Linked DNA regions of Homo sapiens: region 1 is linked to region 2. Evidence: chromatin loops called from intact Hi-C (ENCODE). Cell type or tissue: dorsolateral prefrontal cortex. All regions are shown on one strand. Each heading gives the region's core, and the rest is flanking DNA. Links, peaks and the distances in the headings are about the cores only.

What was found. Peaks named below come from ENCODE experiments on the same cell type or tissue, not always from the same donor. Only the 100,000 strongest peaks of a DNase experiment are listed, where the experiment ranks them.
Region 1: it touches region 2 in a loop (2.0-fold over the local background); 1 of 110 quality-filtered maps calls a loop at or near these places.

The regions. Positions count from the first base shown.
Region 1 is chr11:7,275,925-7,281,307 of GRCh38, forward strand. All of the region lies in intron 1 of SYT9 (synaptotagmin 9), which reads left to right. Among named protein-coding and RNA genes, the nearest start is that of SYT9, 27 kb to the left of the region's middle. In dorsolateral prefrontal cortex, for the core only: a CTCF peak has its summit at 2,553 (motif pointing left); no DNase peak of the experiment used is centred there.
Region 2 is chr11:7,692,240-7,697,622 of GRCh38, forward strand. OVCH2 (ovochymase 2) reads right to left here. Exons shown (of 16, transcript NM_198185.7): 9 at 4,470-4,560; 10 at 4,226-4,350; 11 at 3,331-3,471; 12 at 2,819-2,949. LOC105376533 (a long non-coding RNA gene) reads left to right here. Exons shown (of 11, transcript XR_007062576.1): 4 at 1-314. Among named protein-coding and RNA genes, the nearest start is that of OVCH2, 12 kb to the right of the region's middle. In dorsolateral prefrontal cortex, for the core only: CTCF peaks have their summits at 2,655 (motif pointing left) and 2,856; a DNase peak (open chromatin) is centred at 2,559; H3K4me3 peaks cover 405 bases; H3K27ac peaks cover 1,656 bases.

The DNA of each region.
Region 1 (5,383 bases), core at 133-5,132, 420 kb before region 2:
GTGTCTGAATCTATATAATATTTGTTACTTGTTTATTGTTTGCGCCTCACCCCCAACTAGAATGTAAGCTCTATTTATCTGTCTTGTTCACTATTATGTTTGAGCCAATTTCTGGTGTCCAAATATTAAGTGAGTGAATACACCATCCCCCACCCCCAGACTGATTTCTGTATGTTTTATCTTCATGGGTGACACCAGTCCCACCCTCAGTCACTCAGGTTGGAAATTTGGAGTTATACTAGAAACTTCTTTTACCATCACCACATCCTCACTTTCCCATATCCAACAGTCACCAGTTCCCGCCAGTTTTATCTCGTAATAATTTCTCAGATCTGTCTTCTATCTCTGTCCCTATGATCACCTTATTTCCAGCCATCAGACCTCTCTTCTGTCTTATTGCACCTCTTAATGTGCTTCCTGCCTCAGTTTTTAACCACCCAAATCCAGCCTCAATGGAAGCCAGAGTGGTCTTTCTAAAAAGCAGATGTGACCCTGCTGTTTTCCTATGTGAAACTCTTCAGTGGGCCCATTCAACTATGGGATCAAGTCTAAGCTCTTTAGCATGACACGTGAGAATATGGTGGAATAAGGTGGAATGAATCTGGTGGAATAAGGTGCACCCCTTGCGTTAGACTAACTGCAGGGTGTGCCCCACAGTTTCCTGCCTCCATTCTTAAGCTGTCCCCTCAGCCTAAAATGATTGTCTTTCCCCTCTGCCTTCCCCCTCCTGGTGGATTCTCCCTCATCATTCTTTTAAGCATCAGTTTTGGGGTCACCTAAACTCCCTGTGCTCTTTTGCATTTTCCTTAGCACTGTACCTATACTTAAAACATTATCTGCCAGCCAGGCACAGTGGCACATGCCTATAATCCCAGCAATTTGGGAAGCCAAGGCGGGTGGATCACGAGGTCAGGTGTTCGAGACCAGCCTGGCCAACATAGCGAAACCTCATCTCTACTAAAAATACGAAAAAAAAAAAAATAGCTGGGTGTGGTGGCAGGCGCCTGTAATCCCAGCTACTCGGGAGGCTGAGGAAGGAGAATTGCTTGAACCTGGGAAGTGGAGGTTGCAGTGAGCCGAGATCGCGCCACTGCACTCCAGCCCAGGTGACAGTACGAGACTCTATCTCAAAAAACAAAAAACAAACAAACAAACAAACAAACATTATCTGCCATGTGTCTGCCTCCTTCATTAGATCAGATTGGAACTCACTGAGGGAAAGGACTGTGTATTATTTATCTTTTTATTCTCTTCATCTAACTCCATGACTGAAACATAGTGAGGATTTGATAAACGTTTGAATAAATGAAAGAATAATGAATGACCCATCGAGATAGATTTCTGGCTGAATTCTGGTCATTGTCATCAAGTTATGGCATAAAATTACATTTCCAAAATCTGAAAAATATTAGTGTAATCTGCAAAATGTGAATTCATTATGTGCTGTGTGTTACTGAACATTGCATTGTTGCTTTTCAGCAAGTGCTCATGTCTTACTTTCCCTGTTGTCCTATTAAGTTCAAAAGTCGACTTAACAAAATCTAAACAGAAAAAAGAGAATGGGGGAATAGGAACAAGAGAAGATTACATCCATTTTTTTTTGTCTTATGAATTTGAAGCATTTTCTCAAATGTGAAGAAAAGGGCACTTTTTCAGCAGTAAAGTAATTGTGTTTTTATTATAAAGTGTATTATGTTAGGCATGTGGGCAATATGACTCAATGAATAGTTCTTCAGGATTAGTGTATGCCTAGTTGAAACTTAATGCTCTTTCCCTCAGCATGCATGTAGGATCTGAATTTTCACTGTGAAAGCAAATGCTCCTGTTGGAGACCTTTATCATCAACTTGTTGGAATTCATGCCTAGAATATTTTAAGTTGAACAATTCTATCACAGTGGCATGCATAGATTGCTGAGAAAGGCACAGTGCTAATGATGCTGTAGACATCTTAAAAGCTAGGAATGCTCCATGTAATGTAGATGGCAGAGAAAATGAAGTGTGCCAGTCTGTTTTCTGTTGCTTATAACAAAATATCTGAAACTGAGTAATTTCTAAAGAAAAGGAATTTATTTTTTACAGTTATAGAGGCTGGAAAGTCCAAGGTTGAGAGGTCACATATGATGAGAATCTTCTTGCCAGTGGGAACTTTCTGAAGAGTCCCAAGGTGGTGTAAGGACCCAGAAATTTCTGATCTTCTTCTACATCTAATTGCCCTGGGTCGAGGCAGGGTATCACAGGGCAAGGGGGCTGAGCATGCTAATGTGTTAGCTCAGGCCTCTCTTCTTCTTATAAAGCAATCACTTCCCCTCCCATGATAACCTATTAATCCATTAGCCCATTAATCCATAAATAACAAATTCATTCATGAAGACAGAGCCCATATCATCCAATCACCTCTTTTAAAGGCCCCCACCTCTCAATACTACCAGATTGGTGATTAAGTTTCAACATGAGTTTTGGAGGAGACATTCAAACCATAGCAACCAATCCCAAACTGAGGTAAGTGAAGCTGCACAGTGGTTTTAAAACTGTTTTACTGAGCCCTAAGATTCTGCAACATTGTCTTGGGGCCACCTACAGGTGGACTTAAGAAGTGAAACTGAAGCTGCCCCTCATTCCCACTGCAAAGAGCAGTAACTCTGGTACCTGGTTTAAAGAGGGTGGTTCTTTATTACATTTTACTTGATATTTGACTTGATTTAGTTGAATATAACTGTTGTTGTGTTCTATAATACGGAGAAAATTTTGAATGAATAAAACTAGGTATAGTTTTAAGTAGCAAGATTCCGAGTAGCTTAAGAGGATTAAAAAACAAGGAAGATATTTTAGATTCTCACATTCTAATTCTTACAAGTGGAGAAGAAGGGGAGACTGCGTTAACTTGGAAACTAATACTGATGAGCACAAATGTAAAGGGTTATGAGCACACAAATGAAGGGTCCATGCACTACACCTAGGAACTTTAAGGAGGCATATTCTGTGAAGATATTTTCAGGAGTGCTGATACCCAGAAAGAATTGGTGTTTTGGAAACATCTAGAGAATAGTCAAAAATGTATGTTAATTTATGTTTGAATCAGGAAGGAAGATATCTCTCTGCCTAGGGAGAGGGAGTAATGATAACAGATGCCAGAAAACATCCAACAGAGGCAGGAGCAATGCCAGCAGATAAAGTTGGGGAGCTGGCCCAGTTCTCAACAGTGGAGGGTATGTGGACCCTAGAAACTCAAGGCTTGTGAGCTTGGTGTCCATCTCTGGCAAAGTCCTAAGCCAATTTAGCAGATGGTTTGAGAGCACTAAGGAAAGATGCTGGAGAGTTAGCTTAGTAAAACAAAGTCTTGGTAAACTTCCATGCTTCTCTTATTGATAGAGTCTGTCTTGACTTCAGCAATATTTTTATTGGGCAGTTTATGATAACCAATATGTCTTTTTTTCCGTTGAGAACAAAAAAACTGACTCAAGGAAAGAATAGGAGGGGTGAAGCTCATGCCAGAGAAGCAGGAAGATACTTCCTTATGGGCAGCTTGATGGAGCCACATAGAATCTGCTTAAGGCAGCGGGAAGCTTAGATAATCTACCAGCTCTAGGTGCAGAGTGTCCCCTAATACTGCATTTCCCCAACTGAGAACCATGACCACCTCCCGCCTTCAGAGATACTTTGGGGTATTTATTTAAAATGCCCCATCCAGAATCATGATCTCTGGAGGCATAGCCCAGGAATCTATACTTTTAACAAGCTTCCCAAATACTTACCAAGCACATATAAATTTTAGAACCGTTGCTTCAAAGATAAGATTATTTGCTGTGAGGAAAGCTACCCAGTTAGAGAAACAGAGAAAGTCTTTAGTTGTTTCATAAGCAGGTTCATTTTTTATATATGATTGTGACCCAGAAATTTCTGATCTTCCTCTACATCTAATTGCCCTGGGTCAAGCCCAACCCAAATGCCATCTGGTGACAGCCACTTATGCTGCAAAAGCAGAGCTGATGAGGCAAATCTTTTGAGCAGTAAAATGGGATTTTGCATCAGGTAAAGACCTTAGGTGAAGAGCAATGAGGCATACTGAAAGAAACTTAGTTCTACACAATTCCTTGAGAAACTCAGTCTCCATGCTGCCTGGATTGGGGGCAGGGATGTATCAGTACATCTGTAAACAACTAATTCTCCAGAATAGAAAAGGTATGCATAAATATACACGCATACGTTTATTTTAAGTGTTACTCATATAAATGCTGTGCGGTGCACAATTCATAATAAAATACACATTGCATTTTATTGATTACATTACAATTGATTCTCACAGAATGCTTTTCTTGATTTTTGTCAAACTCCTGTATCCATAGCAACCTTAGGTTGCAGCTGACAAATGAGTGTAGGCCCAACAAGCCTGTTGGTTGATAGCTTCATTTATATGAACAAGTAAGAGGAAAGTAAAACAATGACACATGTCAGAACTTCACTTATTCATCAATAATCTGAGCAACTTCTTGAATCAGATAATAGTTTTTTAATATTGGAAGAATATGTCCTCAATATTTTGTGCTGTTTACAAAGTAATGTCTACAGACAAGACACACTTTTCATCTGTTATTTACATTTTCTCCAGCACTATCGTAAGACTTTCATAAAACGTCACTTTCAGAAGACCTTAACAAAATAATAAATAAAACCTTGGTTTGTGGTGTTTGCAAGTTTTGTGGTATAAGTGCTCCCAGCCTGGCTGTTTTCAAGCTACCAATAAGATATTGCTGACCGTGGAGCTGGGAAGAGATGTGCAGTAGTGCATCAATATCTGGTATTTCCAGGTGGAGAAGAAGGGATACTATAGATGTAAGTACTATAGATGTAAGTAAGATACTATAGACGTAAGTGGAGAAGAAGAAGATACTAGAGATGTAAGTAACACTGAGAGCATAGACAATAAATTGTAGTTAAATGAGTAGGAAATGATAACTTTTGAGAATCATCTTTGAATATCACCTTTGACTTTTGAATATTACCTTTGTTTTCAGCATAGTTTATTGAATTTTACATTTATATAATTTAGTTTTTCATGGTGGCTGTGTTTAATAATCAGCTCTCAAAATTCCTGAAAATTTAAGTTGATTCTTATGAGCTTCTGTGAGCTGAGTCTAATTCACTACTGAATGGGCAGATTTTCTGAACTCACAGATATGTGACGGGGTTATATCCCTGCTTTTATGCAGGAGCATATGTATGATACTCAGGCACATTTCTATATTTGCATACAAATGCAGCTCCTCTAAACCAGAGCATAACAGTATCATGTCTGACAAATGTGTCCTGCCCCTGGGCATCACAATGAGAGGAATTCCTAAACAGATGAGATCAGATCCAATAGAACAGGTTTCCTCTGTCATG
Region 2 (5,383 bases), core at 230-5,229:
GCTTCCTAACATCTCTAAGAGATTAGGAGAGCTACCGCATGGGGATTTTTTTCCTTGGAAGCAACTAGGCACTCAACTCAACTAATTGCATATACACAAAACTGCTTCTCTGGACATCTTAGTGTTGTTCACCTGGTTCCTGATGTTTCATCTTGAACCTCTAGTTCTCCTGAATCAAGACTGAAATTTGTTGTGCCCCTTGGAGACCGTGTCTTTCTACCCAGCGGGATATAGCTGGCTCCTCTTCTCACCTGCTTTGTCCTGTTGCCACTATATTTCCATGCCTCACTGCAAAATTCTGAGAAGGCACAGATGTAAGTGAGTCTAATTGCTGATATAAAACAAAGTATCATCTGAGCTACTGAAAGCATTTGCATAAGTGGGCTCGGAGTCAAATGTAGTGAGCCTCATGAATGTGCATGAAAAAGGAAATCCTTGTATGAGTTAGAGAGAGCTGATTTTGGATACTAAGCTTAAATGTAAACCTCAGCAAAATTCTTGAGTAGATTATTAAGCTATGATGAGTAATGACCTAGAAAAGAAAGTTGATCACCTGGAATCAACCTAGGGTCACCAAGAATAAATCATGACAAACCTTTTCTCATAGTTTCTATAATTGTGATGCTTATTGGCAGCATAATATTTCATTTATCTCTATCCTTGAGACCTGTATTTTTTGCTATCTTAAAAACTTGGCAGTGAATATCTTTAGGCATTTACTTTTTTTCTTCTCTTGTATCATTCCCTGCATGGGGCACTTGTTTTGTTTCAGGAAAAGGGAGGGGAACTATCTAGATAGAAGGAACAGTGTGAAGGAGAAACAAAGAAACAATAAAGAGTGATCTTGGAGCAGTTTGGTGAGCACTAGCCAATTGAATTTGAAGTGAAGAGTGGTGGGAGAGAGGGCTGATGAAATAGGAACTCTAATTTTAACACACAGTTGATGGGGATTCAATGGGACCCAGACTCTGAGCAAGAAACAGAAAGGATTGTGTGGATAAAACAAAACTGGAGGCAAATAATTACTAATGGTAAAGGTAGGCGTGGGGAGGGGGACCTGTATCAGAAATAGGATTCATTCAAACATTTATTAAACCCTTACTGGGATACTTTCTGGGAAGGGGCCCTTTTCTCTCCAAGTCAAATGGTGAGCATATTCCTATGACTTTTAACACCAGTTTCCAAATTACTATCTTACACGAGTTCTGCAAAATGATGCTGTCACTGGCAGAGTATGAGAGCATCGCTTCACTGATGCACGACACTCAAACTTTACTTATTGAAGAGATATTTTTCAATCACTTCTGGCTCTGGCATTTTCAGATTTTCAACTAAATTTCCTCTTCTTCCTCCACCTGGAAACATGCTCACAACCTAAATTTTATCCTCCACCACTAACAAATTTTCCTTAATTCTGCTGAAATTTTTGCCCCAAATCTGTTTAGGTTTGATGAACTTTTAGAAAGAAATCTATACCAACTGCCTCTGTATCATCTTTTCCCACTCATTCATAAAACCTGTGTGATCTTGTTTCTGCCATTAACATCTGACTTCACGTGATATTTCAGATACCACCAATCCCAACTCCTCTCAATTGTTCAATTTCCCATCTAATTATTCTCCCTTTTTTATGGAGGTGTGGGGTGGGGACTGGACACCTCAGTTCTCATCTCTTTAAGTTCTAACTTAGTGTGGTATCCAAATGATTGGTCACATCTTTTTCTTTGGTTTTGTTTGTGTTTTAAGTTAAAGGCTGCATTCTCCAGGCTGTCATAAAAACACACCAATTTGGTTCTCCTCCCACATCTCAGAGTTCTTTCCATCTCTTAAGTGAGAACGCTGGTGTCTCATCATCCCTCACTCCTCTCCCCTTTATTTTCTGCTCTCTTTTCTCTCCATCGTACACTGTCTTGTTTTCAATTATTATTTTAAAAGAAAGATCTATGAGAAAATGCCTCATTCCAATCTCACCCTGACTGCAGTCCTACTTCTACCTCCCTGATGATATCTCTCTGCAGATGGTCCATTAGTGTTTAATGAACAAACAACTAACCACACACTGCTAATCAAATGTGGAATAAACTCCATTTCCAGGCGTTCAAAGGCCTCCATACAGTGACTTCCACCTTGCCTTCCACTGTCCACTCCAGGACACCTTAAGACCCTCTTAAACCAGCGATTCCCTGAGCCTGTTCTGCGCTGGTTCCTCTAGGCTTGCTCTGTCCTCTCTGCTTGAAAGGCTTGATGATTTTGGCCTGATTGACCTTGATTTTGTTATCTATAACTTACAATGTGTTTTGTGAGCAGTTTAATAAATAAGGAAGACATGCTTGTTTCTGGAATGGACTAAAAGTCACCAACACAAAGTTTTTGTTTTGTTTTGTTTTGTTTTGTGTTTTGAGAGTTTCGCTCTTGTAGCCCAGGCTGGAGTGCAGTGGCGCGATCTCGGCTCATTGCAACCTCCATCTCCCGGGTTCAAGCAATTCTCCAGCCTCCCGAGTAGCTGGGATTACAGGCGCCCGCCACCGCGCCCGGCTAATTCAATACAAAGATTAAAGCGGCACTTTTTTTTTTTTTTTTTTTTTTTAAAGTAAGGAGCACAGTGCCATCTAGTGGAAAAAATGTGTAGTTGCAGGGGAAACTGGGCGGATCCATTATTCAGCAAGTATTTATTGACAGCTTTGTGTGTCAGGTGCTGGGTTCTAGGTACTGAAAACACAGCAGTGAATAAATCAGATAAAACCTCTGACCTCATGGTGCTTATGTTAGCTATTCTGTGAATTTACCATAGCTACGTAAGGACAGCCAAAGTCAATACCTTAATTAGGTGATGTTTGGAGGCTTGAAAAATCCAGTCACAGTTAGCCTTGTCACTGTAGTTTTCAGGATAGTTTAGACTCTGTATGAGACCTTCTTCAAAAAGGACAGTTAAGTAACTGCAACCTGAATCTGAAACGTAAGAAAAAGTCCAAACAGATGGCACCATTCAAATAAAGAAGAATTCTCACTGCTCTCCCTCCTGTCTCCTGAAAATGATGCATATCAATTGCATTTTCAGACACTGCGAACAAGAAAAGACGTAGTGCATGATTCTCCAGAACTCATCAGGCCCTCTCGACTCACTTGGAGGGGCAATCACTACGAGCTAGCAGGGTGAACTCAGGGTTGAGGGGGAGACTGCCCCCTGTTCTCTAGTTGGCCTGTGCCCCTCTCCCATGTGGAGTCAGTTGGGCCTTGGGAGAGGGATCCCTGCCACTCACCTAATTCCTATGGGGCCTAAGCTTCTACAGAAGGTGGAGATAGTATGTGATTAAAAGTAAATGGTTTTACCAGGAATGTAGTTTGGTTTAAGAGCTTTATAGGTAAGATTAAACCCAGCTGCATTATCTGTGGCATCAGAGACGAATTTCAGCCTTAGAGAATTAGAGCCAATAAGAATGGATGAAGGGAGGCTTTCTCCACAAAATTTTCCTGCAGGATGAGAAAAAAGGATTCTTTGTTCAGAATCTAGAAAATAGTTCCCATTCAATGATTTAAGAAGAACTGAATTTGCCATGATATTTCAGGATTGTCCAATCCAAAGTTTCTCAGTCTTGTCACAATTGACATTTTGAGCCAGAACCTTCTTTGTGTTCTTGCCATCCTGCATCTTTTGTAGGATATTTGGTAGCATTTCTGGCCTCTACCAGTGACAATTCCTGCCCTTGTGACAACTGAAAAATGCTTCTCATTCATTGCCAAATGTGTCCTGAGGGTTGGGGGTACAAAATCACCTCCAGCTGAGAAACCACAGAAACACCATTCCATTTCTGTTTCTTGTAAGTAACCTGTCTCCTTCTCATGGTTGTCTATTTGTATTTTCCTTCTTAGCTTGATGAGGCAGGGAAAGGTCATTTTCACAGCTAGGAAAGCAGTGAGCTGTCTGGACATCCTGAGAGGCCCTGGAATATATCTAGAGTTTATTCCTCATGGACACCAGGTCTGGCAAATGGGCCTAGGAAGCCTGGTTTGATGGGAAGCAGATTTGGCAAGTAAATTGCCCTGTGACCTTGCAGCCATCACCCAGGCTCAGATTTGGTTCCTTCCCACTCCCAATTCTGAGTCTCAAAGCGGAAGTCAAGAAGTGTGGCATTTACAGATGGCTGAGTGCCAGACATAAGATAACTAGGCCTCATTAAGCCCACTTGGCACTGGTTTCCATTTGACACTGTGAAAATCCACTCACCAATGGGTCTGTCTTCTAAAGAATACATTGACAGGTAACTGTGGTGACAAGACTCAACATCTAGGTGGGAAAAACTGAGCAACACATGCATTTCCTCTGGTACCAGCAGGGTCCAGACACACCGTCTGTAGGCAGATCATGGAGAGGGCGTTATTTCTAGACAGAAAACGACTATCACAGTCCAATTGGTGGGCCCAGACCGGAGGTGGGAGTAAGGAGGAGGAGTACAAAGGGGGTTACTCACTGCTTGCTCTCATAATATAGGTGGAGGCTTTCTGGGAAGTGCAGCTTCCCCTCAGCCCCGCTGACTATGACATCCTGCTCACTGCACCAGGCTGGGAGGGAAAGCCAGGAGAGTCAGGGTTAGTTATGCCAGTTAACCACAGCAGCCCCTCCCTCCAGAAGCTGCAAACACCATAGCCTCCTGGTTCTTCTTGATGTACTCTTCGTTCTTCATGAAATCTTCTCCTGTCTTTGCTTCTATGATGCCTTTTTGGTTCCTTTTAGATCCTGCTTAACCTTGAGATTCTATGATTGGTTTTCTTTCCTTAACTCTTCTCTCTCTTTTTATTTTATTTTATTTTATCTTTGAGGCAGGGCCTCAATCTCTCACCGAGGGTGGAGTGCAGTGGCACGATCACAGCTTACTGCAACCTCAACCTCCTGGGCTCAGGCAATCCTCCTGCTTCAGCCTGTCGGGCAGCTGAGACCACAGACTCACACTGCCACACCCGGCTAATTTTTTGAAGAAATTATTTGTGAGACAGAGTCTCACTTTGTTGCCTAGGCTTGGTCTTGAACTCCTGGACTCAAGCGATCCTCCCACCTGAGCCTCCCAAATTGCTGTGATTACAGGCGTGAGCCACCTCTGGCCCTTTACTCTTCTTTTGCTGACCTCATACTTTATTCTATAAGTGCAGGTATTTCCCAGCTTCTAGCCTTCGTCCTCATCTGCTCTGTCTCTATGATCCCTTGGACCAGGTTCATTCACACCCTCCATTTCAGATGTCATCTCTACATTTCTGAACTTCAGACCTGATTTTTTATGACGGTTTCCTAGCTGTCTCCCTCAGAACTCAATATGCTATAAATAGAATTCCTTGGGTCAGCAAAACTGCACCCACTTCTGATTTTATTATTTTTGTGTGCCCTTCTCTT